Regions from separate parts of the Homo sapiens genome. Here region 1 is linked to region 2. Evidence: read pairs that join two places in POLR2A ChIA-PET (ENCODE). Cell type or tissue: Panc1. All regions are shown on one strand. Links, peaks and the distances in the headings refer to the core of each region. The heading gives the core; the rest is flanking DNA. Region 1 holds the start of LOC102724363 (a long non-coding RNA gene). Region 2 overlaps PNPLA8 (patatin like domain 8, phospholipase A2).

What was found. ChIA-PET counts read pairs that join two places held together with the same protein. Peaks named below come from ENCODE experiments on the same cell type or tissue, not always from the same donor. Only the 100,000 strongest peaks of a DNase experiment are listed, where the experiment ranks them.
Region 1: POLR2A ChIA-PET joins it to region 2 with 8 read pairs; 2 of 35 experiments call an interaction of 5 or more read pairs at or near these places.

The regions. Positions count from the first base shown.
Region 1 is chr7:108,156,983-108,174,888 of GRCh38, reverse strand. NRCAM (neuronal cell adhesion molecule) reads left to right here. Exons shown (of 33, transcript NM_001037132.4): 29 at 6,487-6,612; 30 at 7,816-7,968; 31 at 14,397-14,528; 32 at 15,348-15,426. LOC102724363 (a long non-coding RNA gene) reads right to left here and starts at 9,640. Exons shown (of 4, transcript XR_002956579.2): 1 at 9,539-9,640; 2 at 8,942-9,040; 3 at 6,099-6,208. In Panc1, for the core only: no CTCF peak of the experiment used is centred there; a DNase peak (open chromatin) is centred at 7,253; H3K4me3 peaks cover 224 bases; H3K27me3 peaks cover 320 bases.
Region 2 is chr7:108,509,312-108,513,311 of GRCh38, reverse strand. The region is part of intron 4 of PNPLA8 (patatin like domain 8, phospholipase A2); the gene reads left to right. It also overlaps the pseudogene RPL7P32. Among named protein-coding and RNA genes, the nearest start is that of PNPLA8, 15 kb to the left of the region's middle. In Panc1, for the core only: no CTCF peak of the experiment used is centred there; no DNase peak of the experiment used is centred there.

The DNA.
Region 1 (17,906 bases), core at 5,310-9,309, 340 kb after region 2:
TGTACACTCGGCTGCCATTGCACAAAACCGTCCATTTGGAATTACAGCGTAGCAATGCCCTCCAACTGGTTTGGGACTAAGTCTCCCCGAGCTTAGGGTCCCCTGCAAGTGAGTCTTCCAGGTGACCCATATGCTCTTCTCAAATGTGTTATCCCACCCATCCTGTCTTCACCCAACTGCCTAAGTCTCTTCCTCCTGAGTAATAGCCAACAATCCACAATGGATTTTGTTCTCCTTTATTTCTGACAGCTCTCTGGGTCAGAAAGATTTGTTGGGAGAATGGTGCTTGAATAAGTTGTAATATGTCTTCCATTAGTGGCAATGCCAAAGATGCCCCAGTCTTTGACCCCTGGCTGCTGGTTGACCAGTCAGCTTTTTAGAGAGCAGTGGAGTACCTGCCACTGGGCACTGTTTTCACGTGGCATGCCCATGGTCAGGGGCTTTCGCACATCAGGTGAGTATAAACAGGAATGAAGAAAAGGAAGACCAAGAGAAAAATGTGCTTTGCCCTATGTTATTCAACTCCTGTGAGCTTAGACTTGATAGATTTATTCTATTTGCTTAGAAATTTGCTTATATTCAGAGCTTTGGTAAATTACAAAATATCGATCAGATAGATTTTGGAGTTATTGAATAAGGACTGTAGCCATTTTCAGTAATCTTAAGAGTATTATATTTGTGTTTTTAGACTTGACGAAGTTGTAAAAATTCAAAATTTCTATATCACAGAGCGATGTAAACTTACTTCTATTTATTTGTATACTTCCTTCCTATGATAATTAGATATCAATTAAAATCATTAGTAGTTTTACAATAATATATTGCTTTATAACTTCAATTGGAGCATTTCACTAAAAGCCTGGCCTTGTTTCCTATGCAGTGGACATGTCACTGTGGCTGTGCCTAGAGCTGATAGCAGAGAAATTGTGCTTCAGCAGGACTGTCTGTGAAGCAAGTCTGAATTCTCAGTGGACTTGTCACGTTAGAAGTAGATATGCACTCCACTGGAAAAACATCACCCCTCTGTTTTTAATAAATTAAAACTAAATTCTATATTTAAAGAGTTTTGGTTTTACCATTTGATGTTACTAATTTGAATTGTGAGCTACTTATGATTAGAGAGACAAGCAAAAATGGAGTGTCTGAAAGTTCATTAAGCCCCCAGTATTAAAATCTGATGGATCTTAGATAAGAAAAGAATAGCGTTTAAATAAGGGGGAAAAAAGCTAACTCTGACCTTAATTTTAATATGGTTTATTTTAATAGTATAGCAGTAGTTAAGTATGGCTTACATAAGAGGATATTTTGCCAGTAAGACTTTAAACTGCTCAAGCATAATTTGTGATCCTGGGTTTTCCTTCCTTAAAAATACTTCTTTTTTTCAATCTGAAAATGAATTCTATCCTCTTCACTATTTCCCTTCTCCATATGGAATTTAACTGCTCTGTGACAGGAGAAAAATTGAAGTTCTCCACTATCCTCCCAAATTTTAATTTTTTAAATGTATCTTTTACATTTTTATTTAAATCAGGACAATAGGGAATAAATAAGAGATGAATAAAGAGGAAACATGTGATATCCTTAGCTATAGAAGCATCAATATGGCCGGGCGTGGTGGCTCACACCTGTAATCCCAACAGTTTGGGAGGCTGAGGCGGGCAGATCACGTGAGGTCAGGAGTTCAAGACCAGCCTGGCCAGCATGATGAAACCCCATCTCTACTAAAAATATAAAAATTAGCTGGGCGTGTTGTTGGGCGCCTGTAATCCCAGCTACTCAGGAGGCTGAGGCAGGAAAACTGTTTGAACTCAGGAGGTAGAGGTTGCAGTGAGCTGAGATTGCACCATTGCACTCCAGCCTGGGCAACGAGCAAAACTCCATCTCAAAAAAAAAAAAAAAAAAAAATCAACATCTCATAAGATTTTATTATGAATTATGATTTCATGAAAAGTGGTTTTAATTCATTTCTGGTCAAAGAGGGGAAAAGAAATGCATCTGAGTTTACATTTTTAAACTTTCTTACAGATTTTAAGAGATGTTAATGAAACCTAAGTTTTCAAATGTATAATTACAAAAGGATTATAAACCTGAAGGAAAACCCAGGATAATTCAATTAACTATATGATGCCATACTAACCCTTCTTCTTACCATTCTCCTCAAGATAATTACATACGCGAGACCTTTGAGTCATTTATTTTTGTCCTTTTCTTTGTTGGATTAAAGCTCTCAATATTTGTGTAGGAATTATAGTTGATTGGCATATTTTTTCAATTTCTATGTCTCTTTAAATGAGGCTGGGTGTGGTGGCTCATGCCTGTAATCCCAGCACTTTGGGAAGCTGAGGCAGGCAGATCACTTGAGGTCAGGAATTCGAGACCAGCCTGGCCAACATGGTGAAACCCCATCTCTACTAAAAATACCAAAATTAGCCAGGCGTGGTAGTACACACCTGTAGTCCTAGCTGCCCGGGAGGCGGAGGCAGGAGAATTGTTTTAACCCAGGAGGCAGAGGCTGCAGTGAGCTGGAGGCTGCACTGAGCCAAGATTGCACCACTGCACCCCAGCCTGGGCGACAGAACGAGACTCCATTTCATAAATAAATAAATAAATAAATGATTTCAGGGTCTGGAATTCTAGGAAGTAGACTGTGAAGGCATGTATAGAAATGAACCAAAAATGTGCAGGCTCAAAAAGATTTATGTTCCCAGTATTGCTGATGATCCACAATGCCATATCCATTGCATGTAATCTGGCGCTCTGAGGACCAAGCATCAAAATACTTTTATAGGGTAATTAGTTGGAATACAGAAACAGGGATAAACTAACTGGCAAAGCAGGAATCTGCATTCTTGACCTAACTTGCAGCCTACTATGGTCAACCAATTAGGAGTGAGCAGAGAAGAGCATTGAGGATCAGCTAGTGGTGAATCCCTTCTGTGATCTGACTCTCACTACATTATTTTACTAAAGAACCAGTAAATAAAAAATAAAATTCCTTTTTTGGCCTATACGAAAACAAAACAAGACATCTAGAAGCATAGAAGTTTCAATCAGTTCAACAGTGAATGTCTCTCTGGCACATAAAATGCACCCGTGTTTGTTTAAGAAGCTGTGTATAAAGACAGTAAGACAAACCCTGGCCTTGACATGCTTGAAATCTGGCAGGTAAGACCAACGTATAGAAAGAGTAATAAATTGACGCTAAACTAGAAATTGGAGCAAAATGTTATCTGAATATAGAGGTGTGAACCATTTTTTTTGCCAAGCAGGATCAGGAAAAGCTTCACAAAGAAAATAATATTGAACTGGGCCTTGAAGCCCAGTTTTTGTTTTATTTTTGTCAGATGAGTCAGGGAGTTGCAGTGTGTAAAGTCTTGGTAGGGGTCATAAGCACATGGCGTTTGAAAACATACCGGATGTCTGGGTTATACCAAGCGGTCCACTTAGGCTGACTTGTAGAGAGTGTGTGGAAAAGAGAAGACCCTGAGATGGGACTGGAGCAGTGGGCGGGGCCAGATGGTAACAGCTCTGAAGGGCCATGAATGCTTTGCTAAGGAATTTGTATTTACCTGTAGGCAGAGTTTTAAACAGAGAAGTGGCTAGATAAGAGTTGTAGTTTCAGCAGCTAAAATGTAGGTAACTACACTGGCGGTATCTACAGAGGAAGACTTACAGTTGGGCGAGGCACACCGGAAGCAGTCCGTTGGGAAAGCCCAGAGAAAGGGGACACTACAGCTCCCTTGTATGGTACAAAATAGGTGCTCTGTGAGTGAGAAGGTGGATGAGTGGGGATTAAAAGGAAGGAGAGTTCGAATTCCCTATGGTAAAAGTGGCTAAACAGCATGCCTTAGGAAATTGTGGTATCTTTTCTGGGTATCTTTAAGAATAAGCTAAATGCAAATTTCCAGTGTATAATACTTTATTATTAACTATAATTAGTAATATAATGCTGTACATTAGATCTCTAGAACTTGTTCATCTTATAACTGAAAGTTTGTACCCTTTGACCAACATCTCCCATTTCCCCAACCCCCACCCCACCTCTAGCCCCTGGCAACCACTATTCTACACTCGTTCTCTAAGTACAACTTTTTTAGATTCCACATGTGAACCCCGAAAATCTGAGACAGGTTTCAGTTAATTTAGAAAGTTTATTTGCCCAGGTTGAGAACATATGCCCGTGACATACCCATAGCTCAGGAGACCCTGAAGACATGTGCCCAAGGTGGCCAGAGCACAGTTTGGTTTTATACACTTTAGGGAGTTATGACACATCAATCAACACATGTGAGATGAACATTGGTTTGGTCTGGAAAGGAGGGACAACTCGAAGCAGGGAGTTTCTAGGTCATAGGTAGGTGAGAGACAAACGGTTGCATTCTTTTTGAGTTTCTGATGAGACTCTCCGAAGGAGGCAATCAGATACGCATTTATCTCAGTGAGCAGAGGGATGACTTTGAAAAGAATGGGAGGCAGGTTTGTCCTAAGCAGTTCCCAGATTGACTTTTCCCTTTAGCTTAGTGATTCTGGGGCCCAAAGATTTATTTTCCTTTCACACACATTTAAGTGAGATCACGCAATATTTGCCTTTCTGTGTCTGGATTATTTTACTTAGCATAGTATCCTCCAGGTTCATCCATGTTGTTGCAAATGGCAGGATTTCCTTTTTTTTTAAAGTCGGAATAATATTCCATTGTGTAAATATATATATATATGGTAATTTCTTTATCCATTCATCTGTCAATGGATATTTAGGTTGTTTTCATGTCTTGACTATTGTGAATAATGCTGCAATGAATTTAGGAGAGTCGATACTCGTAGAGATAATGATTTCATTTCAATAAAACTAGAAACAAAATAATAATAATGAACAGTTTAGAGAAGAAACTCTGAGAAGGGAGCACCCATAGAAACCAATGTAAAATATAAGAAGAAACTAAATGCTTTTCCGTTAGAAGTATTTTGCTCTTCTGTTAGTAAATGCTCTTGTGTTAGAAGTATTATGTTTCTGCCTTGAACATCTTCCATATTACTCCAAGATTAAATTCCTGTTTCAATATTCCAAAATTTTTTAAGAAAATTAATGTTTTTCCTGGGTTGCCATTGATGTTTTACACATGTGTGCATATTTACTGTCATTGATTGATCATATTCCTATTATTTTACCTATAAGAAGAAAATCTCGGAAAACTAAAATTAATTAGGTCCACAGAAGGACTCTGCATAATTCAGTAATCAGTTTTGCCCTCTGCTGTTTCCCCATGCTTAGCACAAAGAGATACAAAATTTGCATGTGTTGTTGAATTATATTTCAGAAGTCAAAAGCATTATTTAACTGCTTTAATATCTTTCTTTTCTTAATTCTAAGAAATGTAATTTTATTACATTTATTTGAACAAAGGTCTTGAGCGTCTACATTTTATAAACATATCTTAGAATATAATTTTAGTGTCTTGGTAAACCTATTGATGCTGTCTGATTGACTATCCTAGTAAATTTTATGTGAGATAATAAATTGATCTTCTTTTTTAACTACCCAAATTAACACATCTGTAAATGTTTCATTTTTAGTTTAAGCTATTGAGGTAGGACTGATAGAATTGCCTGCCTCAGGTATTCAAATAACATTTTTTAATGACTTTAGATGTTGTCTTTACCCAGTAGCAAGCATGTAGCATCATCTGGTCTCCATAATTTGGATTTTTAAGAAGCTATTTAGGTTGCACTATGATTTTTCAGAAAATGCTTTGTAACAAACAGTTAACAGGTAAGATTGTCTTGCTCTCTAGGAAATGTTACATGAAATAGTTTTTACTCCTTTTATTTATTCTTTCTTAACTTCTGATAGAACACATCTGGAAATTCCTTTTGCAGCTTCTCTTCCAACATACCCTTACCATCCATCATTCTCTAAAGCAGGGATTTCTTACCTGGGGTCCCTGAGTTTCCCAGTGATACTCAAAGAAGTCTGTTTTTTAAAACAGATCAAAAACGCTGTTCAAAGGGGCATTCTCTGTCACACCAACACAGATTTTTTAAAGACCTGCATTGAGATGACAAATAGGTTTGAAAAGTAGCCACATAGTATTGGGTTTTACCTTGGCGTCTCTGACATTCCATGATGACGTCTGTCCCTGGGATTGTTCAGCAATCCCCCTCTCCATCACACTTTAGTAAATGAAGACGGTGACATTTCCCGGGACTGTATCTAATGGACAACAGTTAACATTGTTCAGAACCCATATAATAGAACTCACAAATTTTAATATTATGCGTCATTATTTCTGATTATTAATTTCCTAGTGCTGAATTTAAGAAACAAAAACCTTTCTGTAATGAAAGCAAAGCATGAGTGAACCCTAAATTTTAGCAGTAAATTCTATTTAATTCTATTTGCACAATTTCAGAGTATTTAAACTTATTTTATATTCGTGTGTATGGTGTTGCAATATGATTGTTTGTTTTATTTTTCTATTGTATGTTTAGTTCAAGCAGTAAATCCCAGGATCAGCAATCTTACTGCTGCAGCTGCTGAGACCTATGCCAATATCAGTTGGGAATATGAGGGACCAGAGCATGTGAACTTTTATGTTGAATATGGTGTAGCAGGCAGTAAGAAACAATTTCATTACCCGATTTTTAATTTGGGGGATGCATTTTTTAAAAGATTAAAAACATTCTTAAGAATTTACTATGGATCATCTTGAAAAATAACTTGATCCAATTAAATGAATGAGTTATCTAAAAAAATTATAGTGAACCATCAGCCTACCACATATTATATGCACGACTAGGAATTGCTTTTTTATGTTATTAATAACAGAGGGCATATGTTCCATTACGTATGTTATTTTCATATCATAGTACTTGAAACTAGTTCTGTGCCCACAACACATAAACAAGAGTAAGAAGGAATAATTATATTTGCAAGTACAATAGAAAAGAAGAAAAGGTTTTTTTTTCAAATTGGATCTTGAAGTAACAGAAATCAAACTGACTTGAAAGTATTCATTTTGCCCTGACTAGCCCAACAGAATTTTATAAGAAACCGCAGAAAATTAATACTTTGGGAGAGCATTCATTATGTTTTAACGTTTGATGTATTCTCAAGTCAGGCACTCTTCGTAGATCCTGGCCACATCTACTGGGAGATGGGGCAGCTTTCACTTTCAGCAGTTTATGAAAAGCCAGTACCCCCCTCCTAAGTGCAGTGTGCTTACATAGAACAAATGAGGTGGCCAATAAATGTTTGTGACAAAATGTTGAACAGAGTCCAACTTTCTGTTTAAGCCTTTATCATGCAAGTAAATGTTTTTAGAAATGACGATCCCTTTAGAAAAACCGGTACTTGGGAAAGGTTGAATCGATTAATTGGATACGTTGGAAGGCATTTAAGTTTACTAAAAGATTCATCTTGTGAATCATAAAAAAACAATTCTTCCCATAGTTCACTTAAGCTAATTAATGTGTATCAGTTCTTTTGAGAAACATCTTTAGAGAAACTCAACAGTTTCATAAGGCAAGGTGCAGATAAAGAACCTTCCTTTGTATTAAAGAGGAGAATTAATACAATGGGAATATATACAATTAATAAGCAAGCTAGATACCCAGTCTATTTTTCTTTGAGGATATTTTCCTGTAGGTCATTTTAATTGATTTGTTTGACATGACTACATTTATAATAATCTAAAATGGTAAACCTAAGCATCCTACATCTTGTCTTTAGCTTATAAAGAATTTTCCTTTCTTGAAGCATTAAGTGACTTCTGGTCCCTTAAAATATTCAAATGTGTTGTTTTTGCAAAATTTCCATAGGCAAAGAAGAATGGAGAAAAGAAATTGTAAATGGTTCTCGGAGCTTCTTTGGGTTAAAGGGTCTAATGCCAGGAACAGCATACAAAGTTCGAGTTGGTGCTGTGGGGGACTCTGGTTTTGTGAGTTCAGAGGATGTGTTTGAGACAGGCCCAGGTGAGGCTCACACCACACCTGTTCTGGCTCCCGCTCAGAGGTGGAGGCCGCCAGGTGCTCCAGCTGGAGATGGGGGCTGGTGGAGCTGTGTTATGGGTAGGGCATGAATGTCTTTCTATGGGGCCCTGTTGGGTTGGGAGTTTTGGTTTTTGTCTTTGGTTCTTTATATCAAATGAATTACGGAATTTAGCAAATCATCTAGCCACATTATTACCAAAAACCATCAGAAAAATAGACTTAAATATGATTTTAACTTATATTATTTAAAGAATTCAATTGTTCATATCACATGTATAAACTTTCCCTCAGTGTTAAACTGAAATTTTTTAAGTGCTTTTGAAGATGAAAGAACTTATAAGAAAGTCACAATTCTGGCCGGGCGCGGTAGCTCACGCCTGTAATCCTAGCACTTAGGGAGGCCGAGGCAGGCGGATCACCTGAGGTCAGGAGTTCGAGACCAGCCTGGCCAACATGATGAAACCCCGTCTCTACTAAAAATACAATAATTAGCTGGGCATGGTGGTGGGCGCCTGTAATCCCAGCTACTCAGGAGGCTGAGGCAGGAGAATCACTTGAACCCGGGAGGCAGAGGTTGCGGTGAGCCAAGATTGCGCCATTGCTCTCTAGCCTGGGTGACAGAGTAAGACTCCGTCTCAAAAAAAAAAAAAAAAAGAAAAGAAAGAAAGTCACAATTCTTTATTTCAAAATGGCCTACAACCCAGCAGAACCCTGCAGTCAGCTTAGACAACTGATACAGATATTATTACATTTGTATGGAACAAGAACTTGTACAATTCATATGCTACATTTTTTATCACACCAAATTTTACTGCCTGTATATATTTACTTATGTGAATATTAACAAAATATGCAAGTAAAAAGTGAAGTTTCTAAAATAAAGAAAAATGTTCATGTGAAACATGAGAGCATTCGTATTTGCTCGCTAGATGGAGAACAATCCCTGCTTACTTACATTTCAACAAGAGTTGTTTGTGGTACATGTTCACTCTGTGGTTCATACCCCCATGTTATTTTCATTCACTCCATGCATTCTTAAAGAAATGTGCATATCCTGTAGAATACATTACACAATGTATTTTTTGTGACTTTCATTAACAAAGCATTATGATTTTTAAAGTCAGTTTTTACAATTTAGAAAAATATAAATCATAAGTGGTTTTTAAAAAGAAACAACAATAATGTATTAAACTATATTTTAAAGATATTCATTTGCTAAAATCATAATGTTTTAAGAAAACCACACATTTTATTCTGTTCTTTGTATTTCATATCCATTTATGTATATAGTCCTGGGAAACCAGTGTGTTAAGCTTAAAAGGGGAATATCTAATCAATTCATAGCTAGTTTACAAGGTTTTTGTTTGTTATTGATAACTTTTATTTTCAAAATACTAAAAGTCAAGTAGATATTATCTTCATATATAGCTGGAATGCTAATAATAGTAATGGGACTAGCATTTAGTCAGCTCTCCTATACAGCAGGAAGTGGTTTTCTCATTCAGTCCTTACAACAATCCTATGATGTAGGCACCATTATTACTCCACTTACCCCTCAAGTCAGAGAGGTCGAGTACCTGCCAGGTCGCCCAGTAGGAACGTGACAGAGCTGGGATTAGAAGCTTGTCGTTCCGTCTCCAGAAGAAAGGCCTCACTATACCCCCACTGCAGGGTCACAAAGGTCCACAGGCCAAGGAGGACAGGCTGTCTCAGAAAGGGCAGCTTCGGTCAACACTTGGTATATCCAATCAGTGATTCTGGACCCCTGCAGGCTGCATGTGGTTACTGGTTCTGGATTATTTATGAAGAATCTACTATGTATAAAAATGACCTGTTGTTAAAATTGTTAGAAATGTTTAGGAAAGGAAAAAGTGACTTTATCCAAAGTTAGATTCACCCTCAAAATCAAGTTGTAGCATTTGTTGTCCTTCTATAGGACAAAAGACAACTCCTTTAGAAAATTATTTTTCACTCAGCAGTGTAATGCCTACAGTTCCAGCAGCAACTGCCAGATAGTTTGAGGTGAGGAATCGTGATAGGTGGGCCTTCTTGTGTGCCAGTGATGGAGAGACAGGACAAGGTCACAACCAGTTCTTGTCACTTTTTACATATAAATGTATTAAAAAGAACAAATATTGATTCACCTCTAGTGACCTTAGTTAACACATCGCCTGTAAGAGCAAATGCTGCCAGCATTCTAGAATGCCTCAGTTTACCATTACGCTGCCTCCCTTTTCCCAGTTCACAATGCTTCATCCTTTGGGGCTGCTGGGTTAACTCCAGTGTGAAAGCACCGTCTTCCACTGCCCCTGCTCCTGCTCCTGCTCCTCCTCTCCTCTCCTCTCCTCTCCTCTCGGTTCCGCGGTGTAAGGATGTCAATATTTGGCATGAAAGCCTATCATTGGCTAATTTTTAAACTCTGCATTCATGATCTACTTCTCTCTCTTTCTCTGATTTCTGCTAATTTTAGGACACTGGACTCAACTTTATCTATAGTTATTTCATCAATCTTCCTACCATTACACCATCTCTCCCTTTTATACCCTGGATTTCTAAGGTATATTTCTTAATTTTTTTCCTATGGCACAAACTGAAAAACAGACGAGATAGGCGGTGTCCTGATGCTGCGCTTCTTCCCCGTACTACTGGTATGACCTCTCATTACCCCACCCCACCTGGTATGACCTCTCACTACCCCACCCCACCTGGTATGACCTCTCATTACCCCACCCCACCCGGTATGACCTCTCATTACCGCCACCCCACCCGGTATGACCTCTCATTACCCCACCCCACCCGGTATGACCTCTCACTACCCCACCCCACCTGGTATGACCTCTCATTACCGCCACCCCACCCGGTATGACCTCTCACTACCCCACCCCACCTGGTATGACCTCTCATTACCGCCACCCCACCCGGTATGACCTCTCACTACCCCACCCCACCCGGTATGACCTCTCATTACCGCCACCCCACCCGGTATGACCTCTCACTACCCCACCCCACCCGGTATGACCTCTCATTACCGCCACCCCACCCAGTATGACCTCTCATTACCGCCACCCCACCCGGTATGACCTCTCATTACCGCCACCCCACCCGGTATGACCTCTCATTACCGCCACCCCACCTGGTATGACTGCTCATTAGCGCCACTCCCTGCCCCCGTTTGACCTCTCTTTAGTGCCACCCCATCTGGTATGACCAGACGTGACCTCTCATTAATGCCATCCACCTCCCCTTCCTCTTTTACCTCTGTCCCTCAATTACCCAGTCTTTCTTATCATCACAAAGGATTTAAAACAGATTTGTTTTCACGAGGCCCAACAGCTTTTTTGTCAGTTGTCTCCAAACTTTGGTTAAGGTCACATTTTGCTCTTCCTAAACACATCTAAGCGTTTGATGTCTAAGCATTTGAACAGGACATTTTCATCCATAGTGCATTCTTCATAAATAGTAGAGAACAAATAACCATTTCCCTCACCCTGTCTCTCTTCTGTGTTGATTCTATGGTTCTGAGGACTCAAGAGCATTTTCCTCAGAGACCTCCTACCACAGAGCACAGATATCCATGACAGCAAGCAACGCCAGAGCAGAAGACTGTTGTAAAGCTGACTTCCAGAAAACAAAGCAAATCTCATTCTCCTGCCATATTTTCTGTTTTCATGTTCTTTATATGTGTTTAATTTATCATTTTGTGGATTACTCAAATAATACATGAATATAATTTTATTGTTAAAAAAAATCAAGTAATGAAGATTCTCTTTTACTCCGCTACCCAGCCCTTCAATGGGTGATATCCACCCACTGAAACTGATTCTAGAAGGAAAACTCCCATAGGTTTAATTCTCTCTCTGTGGGGTATATGTGTGTGTATGCGCATGTGTGTGTATGTGTGTGTGATGCATGATCATGGTTATGGCTTGGATTTGTATGTCCCAGGTGATTTTAGATTGTCCTGAAAAGGCTTCATGCCTATTTTAATCATTCTGGAATTTAAATCTTTTCTTTTATGGATGGAAAGTCAATAGAAATTTTTATTCCATTTACACAGTTTCTGTTTTATATCAATTTCTGGTGTACTTGTGTGTGTGTGAATGTGACTGTGTGTGTGCACACATGCACCTATTACCATATTGTGTCTGCCTATTTTAAATAATAGGGCAGTGAAATATTCGATACTTTTTTCTTTAGACACAGAGGCAGAAATTCAAAGTCAGTGAATGTGGATGTTTGTGTACCACCCATCAAACATCCATCCAGTTTTTCCATGGTTGCATAGCAGCAAACTGCCAGTCAGTAGTTCGATTTTGGCAGTCACCATCCTTGTAGAACAATATCTCTGCTAGTACCTGAGTATCTTGTTTTTCCCTTTTTAGTTGCATTTAATTAGATGAAAAATGTAAATGCTGAATGTATTTATGACAAGGCTGTAAATCAGCACACTGAAAACAAGAACTATAGTCAAATGCTTAAGAGACTTAATGCCATTTGGTTTTTGGTTCAGTTTTGAAGAAAAAGCACAGACCAGGCATTAATTGAAAGAAATATGTTGCCAAAGAGGATGTAATGATGGACTTTTAATACCTTTTTGCCTGTCTCAGAATAGGAAGTGCCTATAGCATTTTATTCTTTAACTTAAGATTTTTGCAGATTTGGTATCTGGATTGTTTTTAGGAATGCATTACAGCAGTATAATATAATGGCTAGTAGCATATTTTCTGGAGTCAGACACAGGTTGCTCCAACTCTTGGGCAAGTTCTTAACCTTCTCTGGGCATGGATTTATTTCTGATGCCTACCTCAGAGAATTGTTGTAAAGATTAAATGAGATGTGCCTTCAGCACAGTGCCTAGCCTATGGTAAGGGTCCAAAACTGTTAGCCATCAGTGCTATTACCATTGTCCTCATCTTCATCATCATGACTATGGTATGTGTATGGAAAGGGGAAACTGCCTAAACTGATGCTTTACTTGTGTGTGGCTATGATACAGCTCAAAACTTCTCTAATAAGGCACGAGGGCCTATTGGGAAAAGGCTACCAGCCTTTGACTTGTATTTCAAATAAGGTATTTTTGCTTCTCATTTTATTTCTTCTACATATGTCCATATTTTTTTTAACCTTCCTCTTCACACTTGATTTTTAGCATTTCCTTTTTCTCCCTAAACTTTGTATGGAGAAAAAGAGGCAATGAGATGCTATTTTTGCAACATTAGCTGAACCTGGGATATGCGTAGTCATGTTTATTTCTGCATCCAGAGATCACACACACCTAACTCAACTGTGTAAAATATATTCGGAAGAAATTCAGTCAAATTAAAAGCATGATATAAGCATGCTTATAGAGTCAAAAGAAGAAAATGTTTTATCTTGATTATGGTCAAAAGAGAGAAAATAAAGGTCTTTTAAAAAAGAATTTATACTAGTTAATTAAGCAAATCTGCATGGGCATGTCTGAATAGCCATTGATGCTGCACTTTTTCCCATAAGATTGATACTTTAAAATAATACCCGAAATGCTCATTATTCTGTGGTTTTCTTAGAAATTTTGCATATTATGACTGATGGAATAAGGGGTTTCACATTTATTAAACAGAATAGATGCAAACTGAAAGGATATGTATACACCTAAGTGAGTACTTTCTTTTCAAACTGGTCATGTAGGCAAATAATGAGTTCACTGACTGAGAGATATTCCGGTCTTTTGAATGGATCCTTAGCAATAACGAATATTGATTCTTTGAGGGTGGATTTGGTTTTTCAGAAATTTCCACTCAGAACCAACTCTTGTGAATGAGATGAATAACAAATCTAAGTAATATTTTGGGTGCAAATTGAGATGTTATATAAAACAATATGGCTGTTTTCCTGATCTGGAAAGGTTTCTTGTGTGGACCGTTTTCTTTTTTAACAGATTTCTAAAAAATACTGAAAATGGCAACAGCCTTGCAAGGACAGTTTAGCCTCTAAAAGCAGTTCCTTTGAAGAGAAAATACTCAATTAGATGTATACATTCTGTTCTGTTTAAAACTCAGTTTTGTATTTTTCTCATTATACTTAATGTAAAATGTATCCTGTTAACAGTGAATACTTTAATTGGTTTGGGAATTTGTTTTTATTGAGAATATATAGTGAAAATAACTGTGAACACAGTGTTCACCAGGGGTTTTTAGCATTTAATGTGATGATTATTCAGATTTCTCTACTTGAATTTTTTAATGAATGAAGATTTTTCAAAGTTAATTATTCATATAATTCCTGATTAATAATTGACAGATCCTAATTTGGGGCCACATGTAAAATATATGAAAGCTCACATAACGTGGCAATTTTTTACTCTGAGAGACTGCAGCAGTTCCCATCTCCCCTTAACCTATTGCCACCAACACCATTGATTTGTTTTCCAGCGATGGCAAGCCGGCAGGTGGATATTGCAACTCAGGGCTGGTTCATTGGTCTGATGTGTGCTGTTGCTCTCCTTATCTTAATTTTGCTGATTGTTTGCTTCATCAGAAGAAACAAGGGTGGTAAATATCCAGGTAAGAAAGAAAGATTAAAATTGCTTTATAATGCTACATAATAATCCATTAAACTAAAAAGATCATGGGGGAAATCATGTAGATTGTAATATTTTGTCTTCCCAGAGCCATGAGTTTGGACTTTCTCTTCAAATGACTTTTGATCCCTTTTTATATAATGGCAATCTAAACATTGTCAATGATCATAAGGCATTTGGAGGAGTAAATCAATCAGTTCTCTGAAAACATTAGTGAGCCTACTTTCTTAGACTCCACATAGGTTATGGATGCTGAAGTAACACCTAAAACCAACTGGCAAGGAGAGAGTTGCAGGGAAGGTTCATGGAGTTTTTCAAAGGAAGTAATGCATGAACTAAGTCTTCATATTGTGATGTGTAACATTGCTTTCCCTATAAGGTAATGGTTTATTCAATTTAGTGGGCCCATTAAATTTATATTTTCTTTACCTGACCATTTTCCCTTCAGTGACAAGAAAAAAAAAATCTGTGAGAGAATACTCTTACAAAAACAATTTTCAACCATTAATATAGTTAACAAATAGATTGGTAAAATAGGGGGAAATCTTAGAAACTTAAAAATTATTTATCAGGTGAGAAACTAGTCAACTTTATGTGTTAAAAAATGTACATTCTATTGGGTTGCCTCAAAAATAACTAAAATACCAAAATATATGCATGGCCACCATATATATGGTTATACAACATCTACTTGTGTATGGAATTATTTTTCACTGCTGTATATCTCAAAGAATGCTTTCATGGACTTTGAATAAGAAAGAACAGGATCAACAGATAATAATACCATTTTGGCATTTTTTAGTTAAAGAAAAGGAAGATGCCCATGCTGACCCTGAAATCCAGCCTATGAAGGAAGATGATGGGACATTTGGAGAATACAGGTGAGCCCCTGCTTCTCTGCTCTTCATCTTCTCTGCCCACATGAACACAGTCCCGAGAATAGAACTCAGCCAGAATATGCTCTGCCTGGCATCTCATATTTTCCTCAAATAGAAGTTTAGGGATACTTCCATGTATCAGTGTTTACATGTCCCTCATGGTCAAACATTTTCATTTTTCATTGAAAAACTAAATTTTGATTTTAGTCATAATTTTGGAGATGGAATGTCTCCCACTTTGTCATATTTTCCATGGGACCATGCTGTATTGATCAATCTAGCAAAGCCAATATGCTACTATGAGCATTAAAACAACAAAAAAGAACCTCCAATGCCTGCATTGTAAAGAAAGCTATACTTGTTATCTTCTAAACATGCTGTAATAAAACCAGTGTAAACACACTTTTTCATCTAGAATTTGAAACTAGTTTTCCTAAACAATACCCATACCCTTGCCCTTTAATCATGAAATGGTGACTAGATTGTTTTACAAGCTGTTACTTATTAAGAAATGTCGTAGCCCTCTAGGCAATGTGTTACTCACAGAACTTTGATAATACATTCTTGGCTTGACTCCATCATTAAGGGAAAATGTTAATATAACCTATGTGCTAAATTTTTTAAAAATCTTCTCTTTAAACAAAGATAAATCTTTTCAAGAGAAGGAAAAGATTACTTTAGATTTGTTTAAATTAAACAGAAACAAAGTACGTATTTATTTAAATAAAATGTGGGCATTCTGTTATTCTAAAAGTATACCTTTTTAAAATACCTTTTGTACCTTGTTTTTTTCTTTTTAGAAGCCCCTTGCTTATATAAAATACCTTTTAAATATGCATTAAGCCCATTTTGAGACATTGTTTGCAAGATGAAGAGGCTTTTAGGTGAAATAAAATATTTCACTATTGGGATTACCAGGCAACATTTGTAGAGAAGATATTTATGTTAAGTTTTACCTGTCTCTAGAGCTCATTTTTGGTTTTTCCATGTCACTATCATGTCAATATCATAGAATTTCATGTGACATAATCCTAAGGATAAAAAATGTAGAACTGATTGAGAAAAAGACATATATTTTCAATAAAATCATTTTCATATCATTTTCCAGGCAGATACCTGTGTTTTTCCTTTATTATCTCAGCCCCTAAGTTTTTATATTGTGATCTCTTAAAGAGAGATAACTATGGTTTCAAAAAGTTCTCAGAATTTCTGTATCTCATGGTACAGAAAAATGCATAGTGAGGGTTGTCTTGATGTCAGAAGTTGGTTCTGGAGCTGAAGGTGTATGAAAACCTCATGCAGCGTCCACACCCAGTTCACCCAAGAGGGTTTTGTAACACATTAGAGCAGCCTACAGAAGCCCGTAGCCTAGGGCATCTGGATGAGTAGAACTTTGCTGAAATAATTCACCCTTCTACATGTTTCTCCTGTAAAGCAGGTAAGCTTACAATTACTAAATAACTTCTTATTTCTAAGAGTTCTTGTGGCTGTAATTATCTACAGGATATGCATACCACTCCCTTATGTATTGTGATGAAGCAAAATCTTTAATGTGGCCCTGAAAAAAAATGTATTTGCATGAATTGGAAATAAAGCATTGTCCTTCATACATTCTCCACATGGTGATGGGTTCCTGTTCTACATTATCATGCCTCAGTGAATCTAGCAACATACTACTCACCACCTGGGTCTCAAACATCAGCTTGCTCTTACAGCGATGTGAAACCATGATCTGAGGTCATGTGACTTTCCCAGATAACTGCTGCCTACTCCATTAAAACTTGACTAAAATCAAGGTTGATATTTGGGTGATGGTATACTGGAAGCCCAAACCCCACCACTATACAATGTATCCACGTAACAAACTTGCACATGTACCCCCTGGATCTGTTCTAAAAAATGGAGGTTGAGTTTTATGAACTAGCTTGGAATCAAAAGACTGTTAGTTTTACTTTCAACTCAGCCATTGCCTGTGATTCATAGTTCTATGATTTCTGTTTTCTTCTATGAGCCATCTACTAACAACTTTAATAGAATTTTGTGTCTGGAGCAGTACGTGGCAAGTATTTGGTTACTGGCCTCATAAGCACTGTGTTTACATCTATTTGGTCATATGTCTTTGTCTTAGTGTTAATTTATATGTGCTATGTTGGTAAAGTGTTTTCAAATAGCTGTCTTTAGGCCTTAGTTTCTCAGGAAAGAAAGACTTTGCATTTGGGCTTATTGAGTGCAAACCCAATTGACACGAAGACAAAAACACTTGTACATTTGTCATACATGTAATGACATAAATTTGGGAGGTGCTAAGGGAAATAAGGTTCTGATGGGTGTCTTCAACTTGAAACATAACTCAATGATGTAATTTTTTCAATGAAACTAAAAGTTCATAAGGACAATCCCACAAGCAAAATCACTTCCCCAAAATTCCAACCACATTTTTTACTTTGATTTACAAAGATACGGCTTTGTCCTTTGATTTCCTG
Region 2 (4,000 bases), core at 1-4,000:
TGGTCCTATAATTTGGGATTATATTTTATATTTATATAATCTTACATAAAAGATAAGATTCTCAAATATACATATGCTTTTAAGTATATTTCACATTTCAGTGATATACTGAAAGCAAAGATCTTAAATAGAATTACATACTGGCTTAGTCCATTTGGGCTGTCATAATAAAATACCTTAGCTTGGGTAATTTATAAACAACAGAAATTTATTTCTCATAGTTCTGGAGGCTGGGCAGTCCAAAATCAAGGCACCAACAATTTGATGTCTGGTGAGAGTCCCGTTCCTCCTAGACAGCAGCTTCTCATGACCTACTTAGATGGCAGAAGGGGCAAGGTGGCTCACTTCAACCTCTTTTACAAGGCCAGTTGTACTACTGATGGATTTCTGAGTAGTTTTCAGTTGCAGTTTAAATAGTCTTGCTAATTGAAACTCTGAGGACTCTTTTATCTTGCATAACTAATCCCAAATCTAAGGACCTTTCAATACTATGAAAAAATGTAATATAGGAATATATATTCAGATCAATTATGAATAAAAATCTAGGTAGTCTGAAAAAAGTTGTCACCCTTCCCTTAAATAATCATCTGAAAAACAGTGAACTGGACAAATTGCATATAACGTGTCAGCATGTACACTCTAGTGTGAACTTTTCCAGCTAAACTTTTTGTTATTATCAAGAGTTGAGCTTTTTAAAAATGATAGAATTTTTATAAAACATCTGTATCAATTTTACTTTTTTATGTGTCTACCATATTTAAGGTAGCTAAATACAGGGAATTATGTCTGATACGTAATGCCCTAAAAAAAAATGAGTTACTTATTTTGTATGCTACATTTATGGCAGCCACATTTAGGGAATTGTCTGTGATAATTTTTTCACTGTGATGAAGGTGGTCTCCTTTCATTATGTTTTTTAATTAAAAAGAAGAACTTTGACTGTTTAGAAAGAAGGCAGCACAAAGCATTGTAGGGAATTAGAAGAAAGAAAAGATAAGAAAATAAAAATAATATATTTTACCCTCAGATTACCACTGTAATGTATTAGAGTTTATTTGTGTTCATTGGATTAAGCTTCCTTAAGCTCTAATAGCAAACAACACCGAAATCTCAGTGACTTAACAAAACAGTTTTATTTCTGGCTCATGCAAAGTTAACTGTGGGTTTGGGTGACTCTTTGGCACAGTGAACCTCCGTGTGGTGGTTACTTAGATCCTGTCCTGTTGTCTGTATTTTAATTGAGTCTTCCTCTCTGATTTCTGTGGCAAGGAAATAATATTTCAGCAGAAGTTGCCACGGGTTTCTTCTACTCACAATCTGTTTATCCTGTCCGATTGCATGGGCCTGAAAAGTACAACCTTCTGTATGCTTGGAAGGGGAAGCAAACAGTGTATTGGTGAACATTAGTAATGTCTGCACAGTATTCCTTCAGAAATCATTCTATGCACATATATACCAAAATAAACTCATTCTGTATATGTTGTTTTATAATCTGGTTTTTTAGCATATAATGTATACCTTTCTATATCAGTAAATGTCCCTTTATCCTGTACCCAGTTTGAAAATGTTATTTATGTAACTGATTAGATCCAAATGAGGGTTCAGTCTAGATCACACATTGCATCTGACTATTTCTCCAAGTCACTTAAAATATAACGCAGTCCTTCAGCCACACCTTCTTCACCTGCACCTTTAAAACTGATTTAATTGAAGACATTAGGCTGGTTAACAGGCAGAAAGACTCGCTTTCTGGATGTACCTGCCTTCTTCCTTCTCAGTGTTATTTGAAGTGTTCCTCTTTCCTTTTCATTTCCTGAACACTGGAATTTAAATATAATGGCTTGATTGAGTTAAACATTTTGTTGTTAGAGCACATTGTAGGTAATGTCATGTGCCTCATAATGCATCATATCAAGACACACATGACAATTAGTTGAACAACCATTAGTAATGCTAAGGATGACCACCGTGTTAAAGTGATGACAATCTGCTTCTCATTGGACAATTGTGCTAGAAGCATTATCTCATCAACCATTAACCTAATCATTTCCAGAACTAATAATTTCATTAGAGTTGCAGAATGACCAATGTCTAATTCTGTTACTCCTACATTATAATTGACATTCTTCTGTAAAGAAGAGCCTTCCTTCATCAACTGAAGCTATTTGGGTATTCTCAAAGGCAAATTTTACAAATTTTACAGGAAAGGAAAGAGAAATGCTTAATTTATTTGTATTTAGTTACCAGTTTTCTTTTTTTTTTTTTTTTTTTCCAATTTGAGAGCAGGTACTGTTTATTAACCAACCAGCTTAGAGAAATAGTCATGGTAGACACCTTAGTTCATTCTTCTAATAAGCCTGTTGATCTGGTCCTCCCTGTTGCCAGCATCTCCACCTTCTACAAAATGGGTGGTCTTTTTCTTCATTCCACCTCGTGGAGAAGACAATTTGAAGGGCCACAGGAAGTTATTTGCCTCTTTGAAGCGTTTTCCAACAGTATAGATCTCATGAATCAGATCCTCCATGCAGATGATGCCATATTTACCAAGAGATCGAGCAATCAAAGCGTTATCTGTCAAAGCAATTCGCTTCTTATTGATTTTGCCATAACCACTCTTGTAGATTAGTTCATTTACTGACTTCAGATTGGGGTACCCCCATGCAATATATGGCTCTACAATCCTCAGCATGTTAGTCGAAGCCTTGTTGAGCTTCACAAAGGTTCCATTGTAGATTTGACGAAGGCGAAGAAGCTGCAACACCTTTCGGACCTTTGGGCTCACGCCACTGATACCTCTGATTCTGATGACAAATGCCAGTTTGGGTTCTGCAGGTACAAAGTAGTTGCCAGCTTTTCTTGCCATCCTCGCCATTCGAATTTCAGTTCTGTACATCTGCCTATATTCCCTGTGATAGTGCTTTGCTTTTTCATAGATAAGCTTCCTCCTTGCCTTTCGAAGCATCTTTTGGGCAAACTTCTTTCTCAGGCGCTTCATCTTCAGCTCTGAGAAATTCCTTCGCTTTTTCTTAAGGGTTTCTGGCACAGCAGGAACCTTCTTCTTCTCTTCTACACCCACCATGGTTCCAGCCGGAAAAAGAGCTAGTTACCGGTTTTCTTTCTTTTTTTTTTTTTTTATTATACTTTAAGTTTTAGGGTACATGTGCACATTGTGCAGGTTAGTTACATATGTATACATGTGCCATGCTGGTGCGCTGCACCCACTAACTCATCATCTAGCATTAGGTATATCTCCCAATGCTATCCCTCCCCCCTCCCCCCACCCCACCACAGTCCCCAGAGTGTGATATTCCCCTTCCTGTGTCCGTGTGTTCTCATTGTTCAATTCCCATCTATGAGTGAGAATATGCGGTGTTTGGTTTTTTGTTCTTGCGATAGTTTACTGAGAATGATGATTTCCAATTTCATCCATGTCCCTACAAAGGACATGAACTCATCATTTTTTATGGCTGCATAGTATTCCATGGTGGATATGTGCCACATTTTCTTAATCCAGTCTATCATTGTTGGACATTTGGGTTGGTTCCAAGTCTTTGCTATTGTGAATAATGCCGCAATAAACATACGTGTGCATGTGTCTTTATAGCAGCATGATTTATAGTCATATGGGTATATACCCAGTAATGGAATGGCTGGGTCAAATGGTATTTCTAGTTCTAGATCCCTGAGGAATCGCCACACTGACTTCCACAATGGTTGAACTAGTTTACAGTCCCACCAACAGTGTAAAAGTGTTCCTATTTCTCCACATCCTCTCCAGCACCTGTTGTTTCCTGACTTTTTAATGATCGCCATTCTAACTGGTGTGAGATGGTATCTCATTGTGGTTTTGATTTGCATTTCTCTGATGGCCAGTGATGATGAGCATTTTTTCATGTATTTTTTGGCTGCATAAATGTCTTCTTTTGAGAAGTGTCTGTTCATGTCCTTTGCCCACTTTTTGATGGGGTTGTTTGTTTTTTTCTTGTAAATTTGTTTGAGT